Regions from separate parts of the Homo sapiens genome. Here region 2 is linked to region 1. Evidence: read pairs that join two places in POLR2A ChIA-PET (ENCODE). Cell type or tissue: IMR-90. All regions are shown on one strand. Links, peaks and the distances in the headings refer to the core of each region. The heading gives the core; the rest is flanking DNA. Region 1 overlaps ATP2A2 (ATPase sarcoplasmic/endoplasmic reticulum Ca2+ transporting 2). Region 2 overlaps IFT81 (intraflagellar transport 81).

Region 1 (11,474 bases), core at 1,381-9,380:
TCCAGTTTTGGTCTATTATGAGTAATGAATAGTGCTATAACTTGTACATACATGCTTGTACTAATTTTTGTGTGAACATAACATTTTCTCTCTGTTAGGTATGTACCTAAGCATGGAATTATGGGGCCTATAGTGACTCTATACTTAACATTTTGAGCAGCTACCAAACTGTCTTTCAGAATGGTGGTGATATTGTTCTACATTCCCACCAACAATGTATACAAGTTCCAGTTTCTCTACATCCTTGTCAAGACATGTCATTGTCTATCGTTTTAAAGTTTTACCCAGGAAGTGAGTATCATTGTGGTTTTGACGTCCGTTTCCCTAATTTCTTAATGATGTTGGGCATCTTTTCATGTGGCTATTGTCCATCGGTGTGTTTTCTTTGGAGAAATGCCTGTTTAAATTAGGTTATTTGTCTTTTTAATGTTGAGGTATAAGAATTCTTTACATATCCTGCCTTATGAGGTGTGATTAGCAAAATTTTTTCCCCATTCTATAGGGATTCCTTTTTTTCACTTTCTTGATGGCATACTTTGTAACATACAAGTTTTTAATATGATAAAGTCCACTTATACATTGTTGTTGCTTGTGCTTTTGGTGTGATGTCTAAGAAACTGTTGCCAATTGAAGGTCACAAAGACTTTATATATTAGCCAGTATATATGATCCAGGCGTCGTGGCTCATACCTATATGATCCCAGCACTTTGGGAGGCTGAGGCAGGAAAAACCACTTTTTTTTTTCTTTTTGAGACGGAGTCTTGCTCTGTTGTCCAGGCTGGAGTGCAGCGAGTGGCATGATCTCGGCTCAGTGCAACCTCCGCCTCCTGGGTTCAAGCGATTCTCCCGCCTCAGTCTCCCGAGTAGCTGGGATTACAGGTGCACACCACCACACTCAGCTAATTTTTGTATTTTTAGTAGAAACGGGGTTTCACCGTTTTGGCCAGGCTGGTCTTGAACTCCTGACTTCAAATGATCCGCCTGCCTCAGCCTCTCAAAGTGCTGCGATTATAGGCAAGAGCCACCATGCCCAGCCTAGGAAAAAAACACTTTTAAATTAGCCAGGCAAGGTGGTACAGGCCTGTAGTCTCACTACTCAGGAGGCAGAGGTACGAAGATGACTTGAGCCCAAGAGTGGAGGCTGCAGTGAGCTACTATGATCCTGCCACTGTCCTCCACCCTAGGCAACAAAGCAAGACCTTGCCTCTTTAAAAACAGCAACAACAGCAAAAACTATGGTGTGAGGTAGGAGATCCAGCTGCTTTCTTTTGCATGTGGATATTTAGTTGTCTCAGCACCATTTGTTGAAAAGATTTCTTCACTAATTTGTCCTGCAACCTTTGTGAAAAATTAATTTACAAATGCAAGAATGTATTTCTAGACTCTATTCTTACTCCATTGATCTCTGTCTTTAGGTCAGTACCATACTGTCTTGATAGCTAGCTGTCGTTTTGTATTTTTTGAAATTGGGAACTTGGGAGTGTAACTTTGTTCAAGATAATTTTGGGCATTCTGGGTTCCTTACATTTACATATAAATTTTTAAGAGTTGCTTGTCAATTTCTGCAGAAAGCAAGCTGGTATTTTCAGTAAGAATTGTGTTGTATCTATAGATGAGTTTGGGAAATATGGTCGTAATATCAAGTCTTTGGATCCATGAGCATAGGGATGTCTGTTTTTTTTTTGTTTTTTTTTTTTAAGGTCTGTCATTTCTTTCAACACTGGTTGTCAGTGTTCAAGTCTTGTGCTTCTTTTGTTATTGCATTTTTGGCGGGGGGAATATTTGTAATTGGAATAATTTTTTGTAACTTGAAATTGGCCTATTGGTGATATTTATTTATTTATTTATTTTTGAGACGGAGTCTCGCTCTTTCACCGCTATGACAGGCTGGAGTGCAGTGGCACGATCTCTGCTCACTGCAAGCTCCGCCTCTCGGGTTCACGCCATTCTCCTGCCTCAGCCTCCCCAGTAGCTGGGACCAGAGGCGCCTGCCACCATGCCCAGCTAATGTTTTTGTATTTTTAGTAGAGACAGGGTTTCACCATGTTAGCCAGGATGGTCTCGATCTCCTGACCTCGTGATCCACCCGCCTTGGCCTCCCAAAGTACTGGGATTACAGGCGTGAGCCACCGCGCCCGGCCTAGTGATATTTATTTTTAATTAAAATTTTTAGATTCAAGGTACATGTGCAGGTTTGTTATGTGGATTTAATGTGTGATGCTGAGGTTTGGGCTTCTGCTGATCCTGTCATCCAGATGATGAGTATAGATGATGAGTATAGTACTTCACAGATAGTTTTTCAGCCCTCGCCCCTCTTTCCCTCCCACTTTTTGGAGTGCCCAGTGTTTATTGTTCCCATCTTAATGGCTATGTGTACTCAGTGTTTAGCTCCTACTTACAAGTGAGAACAGACAGTATTTGGTTTTCTGGGTTAACTCACTTAGGATAATAGTCTCTGGCTGCATCCATTTTGCTGGAAAAGACATGATTTCATTCTTTTGCATGGCTGCGTAGTATCACATGGTGTATATATACCACATTTATTTTTGAGATAGGGTCTCACTCTGTCGCCCAGGCTGGAGTGCAGTGGTGCGATTTTGGCTCAGTGCAACCTCCACCTCCCAAGCTCAAGCCATCCTCCCACTTCAGCCTCCTTGTGAGTTCAGGCCATCCTCCCACCTCAGCCTCCTTGTAGCTGGAACTACAGATGCCCACCACGCCCAACTAATTTTTGTATTTTTCGTACAGATAAGGTCTCACCATGTTGCCCAGGCTGGTCTCGAATTCCTGGGCTCAAGTGATTCACCCACCTTGGCCTCCGAAAGTGCTGAGATTACAGGTGTGAGCCACCACGCCCGGCCACAATTTCTTTTTCTTGGGATATATACCCAGTAATGGGATCGCTGGGTTGAATGGTCATTCTGTTTTTAGTTTCTTGAGAAATCTCCAAACAGCTTTCCACGGGGGCTGAACTAGTTTACATTCTTGCCAGCAGTGTATAAGTGTTCCCCCCAGCCCCACCACCTTTTTTTTTTTTTTTTTCTTTTTTTTTGAGGCAGGATCTCAGTCTGTTGCCCAGGCTGGAACACAGTGGCATGATTATAGCTCATTGAGCCATGGCTTTCCAGGCTCTAGTGACCCTCCCACCTGAGCCTTCCAGGTTAGCTGGGACTGTAGGCACACACCACTATGACAGGCTCATTTTTAAATTTTTTCGTAGAGATGAGGTCTTACTATGTTGCCCTGGCTAGTAGTTGAATTCCTGGGCTCCAGTGATCCTCCCACCTCAGCTTCCCAAAGTGCTGGGATTACAAGCGTGAGCCACCGTGCCCAGCAATAATAGTCACTCTGACTGGTGTGAGATGACATCTCATTGTGGTTTTGATTTGCATCTCTCTACTAGTGATGTTGAGCATTTTTTCCTATGTTGACTACTTGATTGTTGTCTTTTGAGAAGTGTCTTTTCATACCCTTTGCCCACTTTTCAACAGTGATTTTGTGTGTGTGTTTGTGTGTGGATTTAAGTTCCTTATAGATTCTGGATATTAGTCCTTTGTTGAGTGCATAGTTTGCAATTATTTTCTCCAATTCTGTAGGTTGTCAGTTTACTCTGTTGATAGATTTCTTCTGCTGTGCAGAAACTCTTTCGTTTAACTAGGTCCCAATTGTCAAGTTATTTGTTGCATTTGCTTTTGAGGCTTAGTCATAAATTCTTTGCTTAGGGCAGTGTTGAGAAGAGTATTTCCTAGGTTTTCTTCTAGGATATTTACAGTTTGAGGCCTTACATTTAAGTCTTTAATTTGCCTTGAGTTAGGAATTCTTTTTTCAATTTCATTTTCAGATTGTTCTTTGCTAGCGTGTAGAAATAGTTTTTTACGTATTGATCTTGTAGTTTGCCATCTTGCTGAACTCATTAGTTAGTTTTAATAGTTTTTATGGGTTCCTTAAGATTTTCTATATACAAGATCATGCATTTGCAAATGAAAATGTTTTTACTTCTTTCTAGTCTGGATGCCCTTTATTTCTTGCCTAATTGCCCTGGTTAGAATCTCCAATACAACGTTGAAGTACCAAGAGCAGACATCCTTGTCTTACTGATCGTAGGGGAAAGCATCCAGTCCTTCACAGTGAAGTGTGACATAGGTGTGGGTCTCATAGGCGGGTGCCCTTTATCATGTTGAGGAAGCCTAGTTACAGCTGTAATATTTAGGTTGTCAGTATACTCTGGTGACCTTTCATGGTGTTTGTAAACTTATATGCAAATCAGAAATGATAGTTTGCTGGGTTACTAGGACCAGCAGGTCATTGAATTGGGTAAGATATAATTCTAAGGCATTTGCAACTATTATATGGAACATTTTGGAAAAGCATACCGTGACTGTATAACCTGGGCCAGATAAATAGGTATTTATTTTATTAAGACTATACACGTTGAGCCTTTTAAACTTCCACCTCTTTTAGAATTAGTAATCAAATTGACTGTGCAATCTAGCATTTAGCCTGATAATTCAGTTTTGTGAAAACTATAGAGTGAACTTTAATTCTGAATTTTTTCTTGTCAGTCGAAGGTACTATTTGCGTAGCCTGAAAGATTAAATGGCATAAATTGTGCTTTTAGACATGGTGACTTTTATATTTTCATTTACATTATGAAATTGGATGTGAAGGGGTTTTTCAGATGTGTTGGAAAACTGGAGAGTGTTGTAAACTAATTCGAAGCTGAAAATAAAAAAGTACTGACTTAACGATTTTGATATTTGCAGAAAGGAACAGACCTTTTTGTAGTCACTGTTTGGAATGTAAGGGTCATCTCCTGACTTTAAAATTCTTTGTCAGCTTTTGGAAGATATCTGGTAGGATGGTTCTGGCTGAACTTTTCAAAGACTAAGCTGGAATAGGTGGTTTTTTGAGGGAGATATGGAGAGAGAGTTTAAGGAAACTAATTTTTTTTTTTTTTTTTTTTTTTTTTTTTTTTTTTGAGATGGAATCTCACTCTGTCGCCCAGGCAGGAGTGCAAGGGCGTGATCTCAGCTCACTGCAACCTCCGCCTCCTGGGTTCAAGCGATTCTCCTGCCTCAGCCTCCCTAGTAGCAGGGATTACAAGTGCCCGCCACCACACCCGGCTAATTTTTGTATTTTTAGTAGAGACAGGGTTTCACCATGTTGGCCAGGCTGGTCTCGAACTCCTGGCCTCAAGTGATCCGCCCGCCTCAGCCTCCCAAAGTGCTGGAATTACAGGTGTGAGCCACCATGCCCAGCCAGGAAACTAAATTTTATATGTTGCTATACCAGCTAATCATTCCAAAGAGAAACTGGGTAAGCATACATAGCAAATGCTAATGTGAGTCTTAAGTATCTAGAACACAAGAGCCAAATGAAATTGATATGGCAAATAAAAACATGGAGAAAATAACCCGCACATAGGCTGTGCTCAGTGGCTCATGCCTGTAATCTCAGCACTTTTGGGGGAGGCCAAGGCATGCAGATCACTTGAGTCCAGGAGTTTGAGACCAGCCTGGGCAACATAGTAAAACCCCATCCCTACAAAAAATACAAAAATTAGCTAGGCGTGGTGGTGCGTACCTGTAGTCCCAACGACTTGAAAAGCTGAGGTGGGAGGATCACCTGAGCCCAGGAGGTCGAGGCTGTGGCAGTGAGCTGAAATTAAGCCACTGCACTCCAGCGTGGGCAACAGAGTGAGACCCTGACTCAAAAAAAAAAAAAAGAGAAAGTGACCCACATGTTCACCTCTTAAGAAGCCACAGTAATTCTACATTATCTTAAGGCCAAGAAAATATTTCTCCGGATGGATGGAAACCAAAAGTAGTGAAGTTGTACATAATCTTATAAGAAATGAACGTCATTGTTTTTAAGCTTTCTGTATTATCTGCTGACATGAAAGTGAATCAAGCTATAATAGCCTAAGTCATTTCTGTTTTCTTTTTTTCTTTTTCCTTTTTTTTTTTTAAAGTAGAGACGGGATTTTACCATGTTGGCCAGGCTGGTCTCGAACTCCTGACCTCAAGTGATCTGCCTCCCTTGGCCTCCCAAAGTGCTGGGATTACAGGCATGAACCACCGTGCCCGGCCATGGTTTTGTGGGATGTTTTTTTGAGACAAGGTCTCCCTGTATTACCCAGCCTAGTCTCAAACTCCTGGGCTCAAGGGATCCTCTTCCCTTGGCCTCCCAAAGTGCTGGGATTACAGGCATGAGCCACCATTCCCAGCTAGAAGTCTTAGTTTTAGAATTTTGGGGCTTCTAGTATATGCCGCAGGGGTTATTTATTGACTTCTTAAGAACACTGTTTTCAGGGTTGTTTAAAACAAACTTTATGTATCTTGGTAACCCAGGGTTGATGAATAGCACCAGGAAATAAATATTCTCAGATGACTTCTGTCTTGTAGTATATACTCTGGAGCGAATCATCTTTTAAGATTTAAGTAGTGGAAGCAACACAATCTTAAAATTGCATTTGCTTTAGCACTTGTACAGAAATTGATAATTTTATTTCCTAAAATGAAGACTTAATAGCCAACAGGGTGCCAGCAATTTCAAGATTTACTCGGGAATAAAAAGAATAATTCTTAAACTTGACAGCAATTTAAAGGAAGAAAACTTTCAATTTAAAGGAAGGAAACTTTTACTTCAGACAGTTAACATGCAGTACTGAGATTTAGTAGCAGGTATAAACTGCTTTTGAAGCAGTTGAGTAAAAGGCAGAGTTGTGAAATAGATGAGTGGATTCATATAAGAACCTGGATTATGATCCTAGTTCTGCATGACATTGGACTATGTACATTAACCTCTGCAGAATTAGGTAATTGGAGTACTGTTTCAAGGAGCTTTCTTGCTCTAAAAAGTGTGATTTAGATAGTATGGCCATGAGTCCATGTGGACTTTTTTTTGCTTTTAGAAAGCTGTTGGGGTTGGAATTGACTGGCTTTAAACATTTAGCAAACATTAAATGCTCTTTAACACAAAACAGAGTAGTCAGTCTGCTGTAGAGCAGAGGAGTTGGCATACTATCTTTGTGGGTTGGTTGGTTGGTTCGTTTGTTTATAGACATGAGGTCTCACTGTGTCACTCAGGCTGGTCTTGAACTCCTGGCCTCAAGTGATCCTCCTGCCTTAGCCTGTAATCCCAGGTCTTTGGGAGGCGGAGGCGGGTGGATCACAAGATCAGGAGTTCAAGACCAGCCTGGCCAAGATGGTGAAACCCCCGTCTCTACTAAAAATACAAAAATTAGCCGGGTGCAGTGGCAGGCACCCGTAACCCGTAATCCCAGCTACTCGGTAGGCCGAGGCAGGAGAATTACTTGAACCCAGGGGGCAGAGGTTGCAGTGAGCCAAGATCGCGCCACTGCACTCCAGCCTGGGGGACAGAGCGAGACTCCATCTCAAAAAAAAAAAAAAAAAAAAAAAAAAACGCTGGGATTATAAGTGTGAGCTATAGCGTCCAGCTAATATTTTGGGTTTTGTGGGCCACAACAATCTCTGTACCAAAGTCTTTTGTAAAATATGAAAAGAGAATTGTTTAAAAAAAAAAAAAAAAAGGTGTTGGCTGGGTGCAGTGGCTTATCCCTGCAATCCTAGCATTTTGGGAGGCCATGGCAGGAGGATCACTTGAGCCCAGGAGTTTGAGACCAGCCTGGGCAACATATTGAGACCTTGTCTTTACAAAAAAAGTTTTAAAAACTTGCATAGTGAGGCTGGGAGCCATGGCTCATGCCAGCACTTTGGGAGGCTGAGACGAGGTTCACTTGAGCTCAGGAGTTTGAGACCAGCCTGGGCAACATGGAAAGACCCCGTCTCTAAAAAAATAAAAAATGAAAATTTGCTGGGCATGTTGACGTGCTCCTGTAGTCCCTGCTTCTCGGGAGGCTGAGGTGGGAGGATCAGTTGAGCCTGGGAGGTCAGGGCTGCAGTGAGCTCAGATCGTGCCAGTATGCTCCAGCCTGGGTGACAGAGTGAGACAGAGTAAAACTCTGTCTCCCAAAAAAAGTTCGGGGGGTGGGGAGCCTTAAGATTTTGCACACTGCTTAGATCAATGTTTCTCTAACTTCATGTGTGCAGGAATTACCTGGGGATGTTGTTAAAATGTATGTTTTGATTGGTTCAGTCTGAAATGGGGCCTGATTATTCTGCATTTCTAATAAGCTCCCAGGTCAATAATTTGAGTAGCAAGGCTCTAGAGCAGATCTTAATCATTTCTAGATCACAGTCCCTTTGAGAATTAATGAAATTTATGGACTTTCTTCCCCAAAAACATATATTGAAAATCTTGTGTGCAACTTCAGGAGGTTCATTTGTCCTCCTCCTCAGAAAGTCCACCTCAGGATTCTAGCTATTTAGTTTTGAAAACTGAAGTACAGGCCGGGCATGGTGGCTCATGCCTGTAATCCCAGCAATTTAGGAGGCCAAGGCAGGCGGATCATTTGAGCCCAGGAGTTCGAGACCAGCCTGGCCAACACTGTGAAATCCCATCTTCACTAAAAATACAAAAATTACCCGGGTGTGGTGGTGGATGCCTGTAATCCTAGCTACTTGGGTGGCTGAGGCACGAGAATCGCCTAAACCCAGGAGATGGAAGCTGCAATGAGCCTAGATTGCACAACTGCATTCCACCCTGAGGGACAGAGCGAGACTCTGTTGCAAAAAAAAAAAAAAAAGAAAACAAAACAAAAAAGAAAAATTGCTTTAGTTGTTCTGTAAATCCTGGAAGCTATACCTCTGTTTCCAAAGCCAAGGTATAAATTATTACTCTAGAAAACGGATAAGCAGAAGAGCAAAATAGTCTAAAACAAAAATCAGCATAGAGAGTTTTTGAGTTTGAGAGCCCCTGAGCACTGTCAGAATAGCTAAGACATTAAGAACTGTGAGAAATGAGAGTTCTCCTCAACCATCAGACCATGATAGGCCAGTTGATCTTGAAGCCTGACCTGATTTCATGGGGCTGGCATTTCCTTCCTGATTTCCTGTAATCACCTCCTCTCTACTCCCCATGATTCAGTGGTAGTCACAGTACCAGGAAGTGCCAACCTTTTCATTCTTGCTACTGAGATGAAGATTTTGGAAAAAGGAGAAGAAACCATGTGGTTTGGGAACCACCTTTCCTTTTTTTTTTTTTTTTTTTTTTGATACGGAGTCGCTCTGTCGCCCAGGCTGGAGTGCAGTGGAATGATCTCGGCTCACTGCAAGCTCCGCCTCCTGGGTTCACGCCATTCTCCTGCCTCAGCCTCCCCGTTAGCTGTGACTACAGGCACCCACCACAATGTCCGGCTAATTTTTTGTATATTTTAGTAGAGATGGGGTTTCACCATGTTAGCCAGGCTGGTCTCAAACTCCTGACCTCAAGTGCTTCATCTGCCTTGGCCTCCCAAAGTGCTGGGATTACAGGTGTGAGCCACCGCTGCTGGCCATGGGAACCACCTTTCCTAAGCATTAACACCAAACCACCTAGATGGGCAGATTTAACTGTGACCAACTTTTATATTAAAAGATAATGGAACTTTTTTTTTTTTTTTTTTTTTTGAGACAAAGTCTCGGCTCTGTCACCCAGGCTGGAGAGCAGTGGTGCAATCTTGGACCACTGGAACCTCTGCCTCCTGGGTTCAAGCGATTCTTCTGCCTCAGCTTTCCCATTAGCTGGAATTACAGGTGTGCACCACCCCACCTGGCTATTTTGTATTTTTTTTTTAGTAGAGACGGGGTTTCACCATGTTGGCCAGGCTGGTCTTGAACTCCTGACCTCAAGAGATCCACCCACCGTCAGCCTCCCAAAGTGTTGGGATTACAGGCATGAGCCACTGTGCCCGGCCGATAATGGAACTTTTGAAAACCAAGGGCTTGGTGGCCGGGTACACTGGCTCATGCCTGTAATCCCAGCACTTTGGAGGCCGAGGCGGGCAGATCACCTGAGGTCAGGAGTTCGAGACTAGCCTGACCAACATGGAGAAACGCTGTCTCTACTAAAAATTCAAAATTAGCTGGGCATGGTAGCGCTTGCCTGTAATCCCAACTACTTGGGAGGCTGAGGCAAGAGAATCACTTGAACCCAGGAGGCAGAGTTTGTGCTGAGCTGATATCGTGCCATTGCACTCCAGCCTGGGCAGCAAGAGTGAAACTCTGTCTCAAAAAAAGAAAAAAAAAAAAAAAGTAAAACAAAGGGCTTGGCATTATCAGTGCCAGAAAAATACAAGATTGAGAGAATGGGGAAACAGGAGGGACATAAACTTGGTGGGAGTATACATTTGTATGCAAAAGTAAAAGATAACAGACGAAGATGTTAACCCTGTAACACCGTAAAAGGAAATGTTAGAAATAACTAGATAGCCATAAAAATAGAGGATGATTCATTTAGTTCATGGTATGGTTGTGAAATACTGTGGCCTTGAACAAGTACCTTTTAGTGTCTCATTTTCCTCATCTATAAACAGGGAGGGAGTAAAGATAATAGATCCCTCCTTAGAGTTGTGAAGATTGAATTAGTAACCTGTGAAGCTGTTCCAGCAGTACCTGGTCTAGAAATAATAGTCTCAAAATTTCATTGCTTATTATTACTATACAGCCACTTTTTAAAATGAGACAGGTATGTATAAATATAAAAGGTCTAATATTGTTTTAGTGAATGTTGTACATAAAGAGATGTCCAGAAAATCCAGAAGATACACTTTTTTTTTTTTTTTTTGGAAATGGAGTCTCGCTCTGTCGCCCAGGCTGGAGTGCAGTGGCATGATCTCAGCTCACTGCAAGCTCCGCCTCCTGGGTTCATGCCATTCTCCTGCCTCAGCCTCCCAAGTAGCTGGGACCACAGGCACCCGCCACCATGCCCGGCTAATTTTTTGTATTTTTAGTAGAGACGGGGTTTCACCATGTTAGCCAGGATGATCTCGTTCTCCTGACCTTGTGATCCGCCTGCCTCAGCCTTCCAGAGTGCTGGGATTACAGGCGTGAGCCATCGCGCCCGGCAATATACTGTTAACTGTATATATATCTGTTGAAAGAGGGGAAGAAGAATGGTGTTTGACCTTTTAAACGTGCATTTTTCTTTTGTGATAAAAATCTCTGTTGGTAGGTAGGCTGGAGTACTCTAACATTGCTTAGTGCATGGTTGCCTTTGCAACATCTAATGAATTGGTTACCTTTCTACCCCCATAACTCTAGTAACTGGAAACTTGCTTAATGATCAGTGTCATTTTTTTAGTCAGTTCATTATAAAATATTCCTTATGAGCTAAAATATATTTTGTCTGTTGTGTATGTTAGCTTTTTTAATTTGGAGCCACATAGAAATCTGATTTATCACCAGTTTAGATCTGAAGGGGAGCTTATGAAACCTTATTTTAGGGGATGAGAAGACTAAAACTCAGAGTTTGTAACTTATCCAGGAGCATGTGGCAGTTTGTGGCAGTACTAGGACTGTCAAATGTTAGCAGTATAGCGTATCCTAAAATTTTTATTTTTGGCCGGGTGCGG
Region 2 (8,967 bases), core at 968-8,967, 170 kb before region 1:
GTCGAGGCTGCAATGAGCTGTGATCGCACCACTGCACTCCAGCCAGGGTGACAGAGTGAAACCCTGTCTCAAAAACAACAAAAAAAAACTATTTTAAAAAATTTTTAGGTAACAGGATTTTTTTCATTCATTCAATTACTTTTTTTTTGTTTGAGACAGAGTCTCGCTTTGTCACCCAGGCTGGAGTGCAGTGGTGTGATCTCGGCTCACTGCAACCTCCACTTCCCAGGTTCAAGCAATTCTCCTGCCTCAAGCTCCTGAGTAGCTGGGATTATAGGTGTGCGCCACTGTGCCCAGCTAATTTTTTGTATTTTTAGTAGAGACAGGGTTTCACCATGTTGGCCAGGCTGGTCTCGAACTCCTGACCTCAAGTGATCCATCTGCCTCAGCATCCCAAAGTGCTAGGATTACAGGTGTGAGCCACCTCACCTGGCCCATTCAACTACTTTATATTAAACACCTCCATGGGTTATGCACTGTGCTAGGCCCTAGGGATACAAGGGTGTACACAATGAATATGATTCTTTTCCTCTTGGCTCTCACTATATGATGGAGGGAGACAGACAGAAAATTATAATAGTCAGTTATAATTGTACATGATATCTACTCTGATAGGATAGATAAAGGGCCAGAGAAGGCTTCTCTGAGAATAGTAGAATCTATGTGAAGACTTGAAGGATGAAAAGGAGTTGCTTAAGTTATGGGTGAGGGAGTCATAGATGTATAAGCTGGACGTGAGAGCATGGAATGTTCAGGAACTCAGACATCAACATAGCTAGTGTAGAGTGTGAAGCAGGAAAGTAACCAGAAATGAAGATAGAGAAGTATTTAGTGTTAAGATGGTAGAGATGTACTTTTTTGTACCCTATATAAATGTATAAGGATGTGTTTTTGTGTTTTTAATGCTGTTCTTACAATGACTTAAGTAATCGCTGTAAGTTAATAGATAACCTGATTAAGAAAACTCTATGGCTAGGCGCGGTGGCTCACGCCTGTAATCCCAGCACTTTGGGAGGCCAAAGCGGATGGATCATGAGGTCAGGAGTTCGAGACCAGCCTGAACATGGTGAAACCCCGTCTCTACTAAAAATACAAAAATTAGCCGGGCGTGGTGGCGCGCGCATGTAATCCCAGGTACTCAGGAGGCTGACGCAGGAGAATCGCTTGAATCTGGGAGGCGGAAGTTGTAGTGAGCCGAGATCGTGCCACTGCACTCCAGGCTGGGCGACAGAGCAAGAGTCTGTCTCAAAAAAAAAAAAAAAAGAAAGAAAGAAAGAAAGAAAACTCTACTGGATCTAGTTATTAGTTTATAATTTCTTAACTTATTCTTCTAGTATGAAGAGTTAATGGAAGCCTTTAAAACTTTGCATAAAGAATATGAGCAGCTCAAGATATCTGGATTTTCTACAGCAGAAATAAGAAAGGTAAAGGAAAGAAAACATAGTAACAATTTTTTTGGGATTTGAATAATATTGGATTTAGCATTTTATTAATTCAGTATGAGTCTTAAGACTATATGGAGACTAGTGATAGCAAATGGCACATTTTACTTTGTGGGGGGACCTTTGGTAGTTCCTTACTGATGAAATTGATGAGACTGGGGTAAATTCACGATGAGTAGTTACTTACAGTACGGAAGAAGAGTGATATATGTCCATCTACTATTCCTCCATTATGTCCTGTAAGTAAACCAGAATAATGACAAGAACCTAGAGTCTATATTTTAATTTATTCATTATTACTAAAGCTTTCTCTCTCTTTTTTTTTTTTTTTTTTGAGACAGGGTCTCACTCTGTCATTCAGACTGGAGTACAGTGGTGTGATCACAGCTCACTACAGTCTCGACATCCCAGGTTCAAATGATCCACATGCCTGAGCCTCCTGAGTAGCTGGGACTACAGGCATGCGCCACCATGCCCAGCTAATTTTTGTATTTTTTTGTAGAGACGGGATTTTGCCATGTTGCCCGGGTTGGTCTTGACCTCCTGGGCTCAAGCTATCCTCCCACCTTGGCCTCTCAAAGTACTGGGATTATAGGCATGAGCCACTGCTGCACCTAGCCTTTATTTCTTGTTTAATCATATTTTCTAAATTTTCTACAAAGCATATGTTCAAGAATACTTTAGTAGGCCAGGCATGGTAGCTCATGCCTGTAATCCAAACACTTTGGGTGGCCGAGGCTGGAGGATCATTTGAGCCCAAGAGTTTGAGACCAGCCTGGGCATGATGGCAAGATTCTGTCTCCAGAAAAAAAAAAAAAAACAAATTAGCCAGGCATGGTGGTGCACGCCTGTAGTCCCAGCTACTCAGGAAGCTGAGGCAGGAGGATCACTTGAGCCTGGGAGTTCAAGGCTGCAGTGAGCTATGATCATACCACTGCACTCTAGCTGGGTGACAGAGTGAGAACTTGTCTCAAAAAAAAAGAAAAGAAAAAATAATTCACTCATAATCTCGTTCTCCAGAGACAACTATGGTTGACATTTTGATAAATATATTTAAATCTTTTTCTTGGTATTCTGTAGATAAATGTTGTAATCCGCCTCTTTCAATTAATGTCATTTCATGACTTTTTCTCATGTCATTAAACATTCTTCTGCATGATTTTTAATGACTTTCATTGTATTATGTGGTGATTTATTTAACAATCCTCATACATTTTGGTCATTTCCAAATTGTAGATGTAACTTGCATTAATGAGAATCTTTACAGAGGATGTCTTTTCATGAATGTTTTATTCGGACAAATCATCAGATATAAAATTACTGGGCTAGAAGGGATGAACATTTATTTTAAGATTTTTTTTTTTGAGACGGAGTCTCACTCTGTCACCCAGGGTGGAGTGCAATGGCGCAATCTTGGCTCACTGCAACCTCCACCTCCTGGGTTCAAGCGATTCTCCTGCCTCAGCCTCCCAAGTAGCTGGGATTACAGGCACTTGCCACCACGCCTGGCTAGTTTTGTATTTTTAGTAGAGACAAAATTTCAACATGTTGGCCAGGCTATATTTTAAGACTTTTGATATTGTTCTTCAGTACAGTGCTATCGGTAATGAGTAAGAGTGCCCATTTTTCCAAATTCTGTCAATACTGACTACCGTGTATATTTTACCTTTACTATTACTGCGATATTTAAGCTATTAGTTTTTTAGATTTAGGAAGGAGTTTTTTTATTTGTTTGTTTTTATAACAAAATACTATGAAGCTGGTTAACAGGAAGGAAGTTTATTTTTGAAGTCTTTATTTTCAGAGACGGAATTGGTTCATTGGAAAAACCAGGTACAAACTTATGTCATGAAAATACCATAGCCTTAAAAATAATTTTGATGGAAAATTGGCAAAATATATGGCTTGGTATTTAACAGAACAGATGGGATGTCAGCAGCTGTTGTTCATGTATTTAGACCTGCACACTTTCCATTATAGAAAATTTTTCAAAAATCATGTGCCCATATTTGGAATCAGAACACAAATGTGCTGGTTGGCAGCTTTACCTTGCTGCATTATAACTGGTTTTTGTTGCATTTCTGGATGAACACCAAGCTGCCAAAAAAATTACCCTGCATAAGAAGCCCTGGGGGAAAAATAGAAATGACCTTCATCCAAAAGAGGATCTTGGTTGTTAATGCTGTGGTTATAAATGATGAAAATGTTAGATGCATAATCAAAATAAAACCTTATCTGTTTCCTACAGACTGAGAATACTTTTTCTTATAAGGTCTTCTTTGCCACTTTTTAGGATATCAGTGCAATGGAAGAAGAAAAGGATCAGCTCATTAAGAGAGTTGAACATTTGAAGAAAAGGGTAAGGCAGAATTAGTACTGTAAGACTTTGGCCCCAAGTCCCAAGGACTTGCAAAGATTTAGGAATGCAAATAAAGATTCAGCCAAGCATGAGTGTACATCTGAGGATGGACTCAAATAACATTGACGAAAAGGGAATCTCTCTAGACAGTAGCCCAGCACTTTCAAGGACCTGGAGCCTAGAGCTTTACTGTCATCTCTAGGGAGTACTGTTTACCAAAAGGAAATGATAAGTGGATGTCTGAGTCACATGACATGCTAATTTTTTTCTTCAAACCTGACAGTAACATGTACTACTTATTCCCTTACTGTAGGTTGAGACAGCTCAGAATCATCAATGGATGCTTAAAATAGCAAGGCAACTTCGAGTTGAAAAAGAGAGAGAAGAATATCTTGCACAACAGAAACAGGAACAAAAGAATCAGGTATCCACATAAAAGTTTATATTCTCAGTATGAAGGAAATAGTTCCTTCTCATAATCCAAATGTAAAGAAAAGAGTTTTAAAATTGTAGACGTTCACGTTCCTTTTGCTAACATAATGGAATACTCTTTTAATTAAGATAAATATTTCAGGCCGGGTGCAGTGGCTAACACCTGTAATCCCAGCACTTTGGGAGGCTGAGGCGGGCGAATCAGGAGGTCAGGAGTTCAAGACCAGCCTGGCCAGCACAGTGAAACCCTGTCTGTACTAAAAATATAAAAATTAGCTGGGCATGGTGGCACATGCCTGTAGTCCCAGCTACTCCAGAGGCTGAGGCAGGAGAATCACTTGAACCCAGGAAGTGGAGGTTGAGGTGAGCTGAGATCACGCCACCACACTCCAGCTTAGGCAACAGAGTGAGACTTTGTCTGAAAAAAAAAAAAAAAAAAAGATAAATATTTTGTGGCAACAACAATACCACTTTTTGGGTTTTATACTCTGAATTGTATCTATACACTGTCTTTTGGCCTATGCTTACCTCGTGTTGTTCCAACATTACAGAAGAGTCATTGTAATGTTAACAGTAAGATTAACTGCTAATAAAACTTCTAGAATCTCTACAGGATGCTTTTAGATTCCAGGGCTATGAGACCATTCTTTTTATTCCAGTGATCACAGTACCCTCTGCAGTTTACTACAATGGCAAATAAGTCATGAAAAGGCTCAAAATCACCTACACTCCATGTTTTTAAACTTTGCCTTAAAGAAAAATAATTTGCTAAGAAATTATTACTTTTACTTATTAAAAATCTATTTTAAAATCTGAGTAGACTTATACATTAAAATATATTTCACATAAGCTTCATTTACTACTAAATCAGCAGTTTAAATGTTTGATTTTGCTGGCACTTGACTTGGCATCGAAGTAGTTTCACTGCAGCAGTAAGCTGCATCGCCTAAGCCCTGAATGGTTACTTGGCGTTGGTTTGTGATTCTGAAACATCACTATATCAATGTTAACATTACTTGGCCTTAAGAAAACCATGTATAACAAGAAAAATCTGGTGTGTGTGTTTCTTTGATAAGTATTTTTCCTTAAACCGCAAATTCAGTAAATAACTAAAGAAAAATTTGTGAAAACTTCCTTAAAAAATGTATGTGAAAAGGTATTGAGAGAACCAGTTACATTTTGGGTTTAATATGGGAATTTTCCGAGTTCTTATTATTTGTTCCTTTTATATCATAAGAATTATATGGAACTTGTATTTTTCATTGCTTGCCTAAGTGAGAGGTAAGCTTCAGTAGACTAAGCAAGTAATCTATTTAATTGTATTTTAAAGCTATTTCATGCAGTGCAAAGATTGCAAAGAGTACAAAACCAGCTGAAAAGCATGCGCCAAGCTGCAGCAGATGCAAAGCCTGAAAGTAAGTGGAAATTATTATATGGTATAGATGATTAGAAAATATTAATTTAAATCACGATCTTCCTAAAAAATCAATTTGTGAGAATTAGTTATCATCAAGTGATGTCTCAGCATTTTGGAACATCATTTCCTAGCTGGAGAAGGAGAGCCCTGATAAAGACATCCCTGGGTTTTCACCAGATGTTTTTAAAAATTCCTAACCAGATGGCCGGGTGCAGTGGCTCATGCCTATAATCCCAGCACTTTGGGAGCCCGAGGTGGCGAGAGGTCAGGAGTTCGAGACCAGCCTAGCCAACATGGCGAAACCCCATCTCTACTAAACATACAAAAATTAGCAGAGCGTGGTGGTGGGTGCCTGTAATCCCAGCTACTCAGGGGGCTGAGGCAGGAGAATCACTTGAATCTGGGAGGCAGAGGTTGCAGTGAGCCGAGACCGCGCCACTGCAGCCCAGCCTGGGCGACAGAGCGAGACTCCATCTTAACAGCAACAACAAACAATTCCTAACCAGTTTTTCACATCAGAGAGTGAAGATAATGAAAACAACTGTGGAGGGAGGCTGTCTGGTTTGTGCTTGTATAAAGGACTTAGCATGGCTGGGCGTGGTAGCTCACACTTATAATCCCAGCACTTTAGGAGGCTGAGGCGGGTGGATCACTTGAGGTCAGGAGTTCGAGACCAACCTGGCCAACATGGTGAAACCCTGTTTCTACTAAAAGTACAAAAAAATTAGCTGGGCATGATGTCATGTGCCTATAATCTCAGCTACTCAGGATGCTGCGGCAGGAGAATTGCTTGAACCTAGAAGGCAGAGGTTGCAGTGAGCCGAGATCGCGCCATTGTACTGCAGCCTGGGCGACAGACTGAGACTCTGTCTCAAGAAAAATAAATAAATAAATAAATAAATAAAGGACTTAGCATGGACGTTGTGAAAATGATGGTTGGAAAAATTATGAATCATTGTTTTAAAGCCAGGGCTATAAAGAAAAAGAATAGAATGCTGGATCCTTAAAACCGAGTGTTTTTCATATTTTGGTTTGTAGAATAACAGTGCTAATGACGTAGGTATCTCTGGCTCTGTTCTTACATTAGCTTAACACAGAGGATAAACTGTCCTAACAGCCCAGATTACACCACCAGATCCATCCTAGGCATTTTACAAAGCATTTTTGCTTGTCAGAAGAAAGACCACGCAAACTGAAAGAGCAGTGGAAAGCTCTCATTTGTACTGGAGAACTATCCCAATGTAAATAGCTGATAGAGGGTTAATTCATCTTTCTGTAGTAATCTATGAAATTCTACAAGAGCAGGGAGCAGGAGGTTAAGGAGTTCCTACTTCGTTGACATCTTTCTGGGAAGTGGAAAGTGATCTGTTCACAGCCTAGGAAAAGGGTAGATTAAACATATTTAATTGATCCAGGTATTTAGTTTAATAAGCTCTAACTTTTCAGTAACAAAAAAGGCTTACAAAAGCTAATGTTTACTTAAATAACAAAAAGTACTTTTAGTATGACAGTATAATTTGTCTTTTTGCAGAGTAACAGCTATATTATAAAACATTCACTGAGGTTAATCATTTTTTTTTTTTTTTTGAGATGGAGTTCCACTCTTGTTGCCCAGGCTGGAGTGCAGTGGTGCAATCTTAGCTCACCGCAGCCTCCGCCTCCCGGGTTCAAGCGATTCTCCTGCCTCAGCCTCTGGAGTAGCTGGGATTACAGGTGTGTGCCACCACACCCAGCTAATTTTTGTGTTTTTAGTAGAGACGGGGTTTCTCCATGTTGGTCAGGCTGGTCTTGAACTCCCGACCTCAGGTGATCCACCCGCCTCAGCCTCCCAAAGTGTTAGGATTATAGGCGTAAGCCACTGGGCCCGGCTGAGGCTAATCATTGTTATACTCCACACATTTGTGAGATTTATTACATAAAAGAAGACACTCATTTGATTATAGTAGGATCAGTGAGATGTTTTCAAAGGGTTTTTAATATAAAAGTTTGCTGACATCTTAGTGACCTTGTATTTAATTTACCCAGGATTTTGAAAGATAATGCTTTTAAAACTTTTCATAGAAACATATGACTATTTTTCAAGGTCTAAGTTAAATTTTTTAAGAGAGTAATTTAAAATTTGATGGAAACTTGGTTTTTATGTTTTAAACAGCTTTATTGAGGTAAAATCGACATATAATAAACCACACAAACCCTGGTGCAGTGGTTCACACCTGTAATCCCAACATTTTAGGAGGCAAAGGCGAGCAGATCACTTGATCCCAGGAGTTCAAGACCAGCCTGGACAACATGGCAAAACCCTGTCTCTACAAAAAAATACAAAAATTAGCCAGGTGTGGTGGTGCACGCTTGTAGTCCAGCTACTTTGGGAGGCTGAGGTGGGAGGATCACTTGAGCTCAGGAGGTGGAAGTTGCAGTGAACTGAGATTGTGCCACTGCACTCCAGCCTGGGCAACAGAGGGAGACTCTGTCTCAAAAAAAAAAAAAAAAAAAGAAAAGGAAAAAAGAAAAGAAAAAGCTGCATGTATTTGGTATGGTTCAGCGACTCACACCTATAATCATACTCCTTTGGGAGGCCAAGGTAAGAGGATCACTTGAGCCCAGGAGTTTGAGACCAGCCTGGGCAACATAGCAAGAATCTATCTCTACAAAAAATAAAAAATTATTTGGGAGGCCAAGGCGGGTGGATCACAAGGTCAGGAGAGCGAGACCATCCTGGCTAACATGGTGAAACCCTGTCTCTACTAAAAAAATATAAAAAATTAGCCGGGCATGGTGGCGGGTGCCTGTAGTCCCAGCTACTTAGGAGGCTGAGGCAGGAGAATGGCATGAACCCGGGAGGCAGAGCTTGCAGTGAGCTGAGATCACGCCACTGCACTCCAGCCTGGGCGACAGAGTGAGACTCCATCTCAAAATAAACACATACATACATACATACAATAAAATAAAATAAAATAAATAAAATAAAATAAAATAAAATAAAATAAATAAAATAAAATAAAATATAAAATAAAATAAAATAAAATAAAATAAAATAAAATAAAAAATAAAAAATTAGCTGGGCATGGTGGTACATGCCGATAGTCCTAGCTGTCCAGGAGCCTGAGGCAGGAAGATCACTTGAGCCCAAGAGTTTGAGGTTAAAGTGAGCTATGATTGTGCCACTGCACTCCAGCCTAGGTGACAGAGTAAGACTTTGTCTCAATAAATAAATAAGTAGCACATATTTAAAATGTATTAAATTTTTTTTTTTAATTTTACTTTAAGTTTTGGGTTACATGTGCTGAATATGCAGGTTTGCTACATAAGTATACATG

Evidence for each region. Peaks named below come from ENCODE experiments on the same cell type or tissue, not always from the same donor. Only the 100,000 strongest peaks of a DNase experiment are listed, where the experiment ranks them.
Region 2: POLR2A ChIA-PET joins it to region 1 with 19 read pairs; 2 of 35 experiments call an interaction of 5 or more read pairs at or near these places.

The regions. Positions count from the first base shown.
Region 1 is chr12:110,304,197-110,315,670 of GRCh38, forward strand. The region is part of intron 5 of ATP2A2 (ATPase sarcoplasmic/endoplasmic reticulum Ca2+ transporting 2); the gene reads left to right. Among named protein-coding and RNA genes, the nearest start is that of ATP2A2, 29 kb to the left of the region's middle. RefSeq lists an enhancer at 10,437-10,516. In IMR-90, for the core only: no CTCF peak of the experiment used is centred there; a DNase peak (open chromatin) is centred at 8,965; H3K27ac peaks cover 1,988 bases.
Region 2 is chr12:110,131,213-110,140,179 of GRCh38, forward strand. It overlaps IFT81 (intraflagellar transport 81), which reads left to right. Exons shown (of 19, transcript NM_014055.4): 5 at 1,335-1,424; 6 at 3,736-3,801; 7 at 4,115-4,225; 8 at 5,564-5,648. Among named protein-coding and RNA genes, the nearest start is that of IFT81, 11 kb to the left of the region's middle. In IMR-90, for the core only: no CTCF peak of the experiment used is centred there; a DNase peak (open chromatin) is centred at 3,969; H3K27ac peaks cover 755 bases.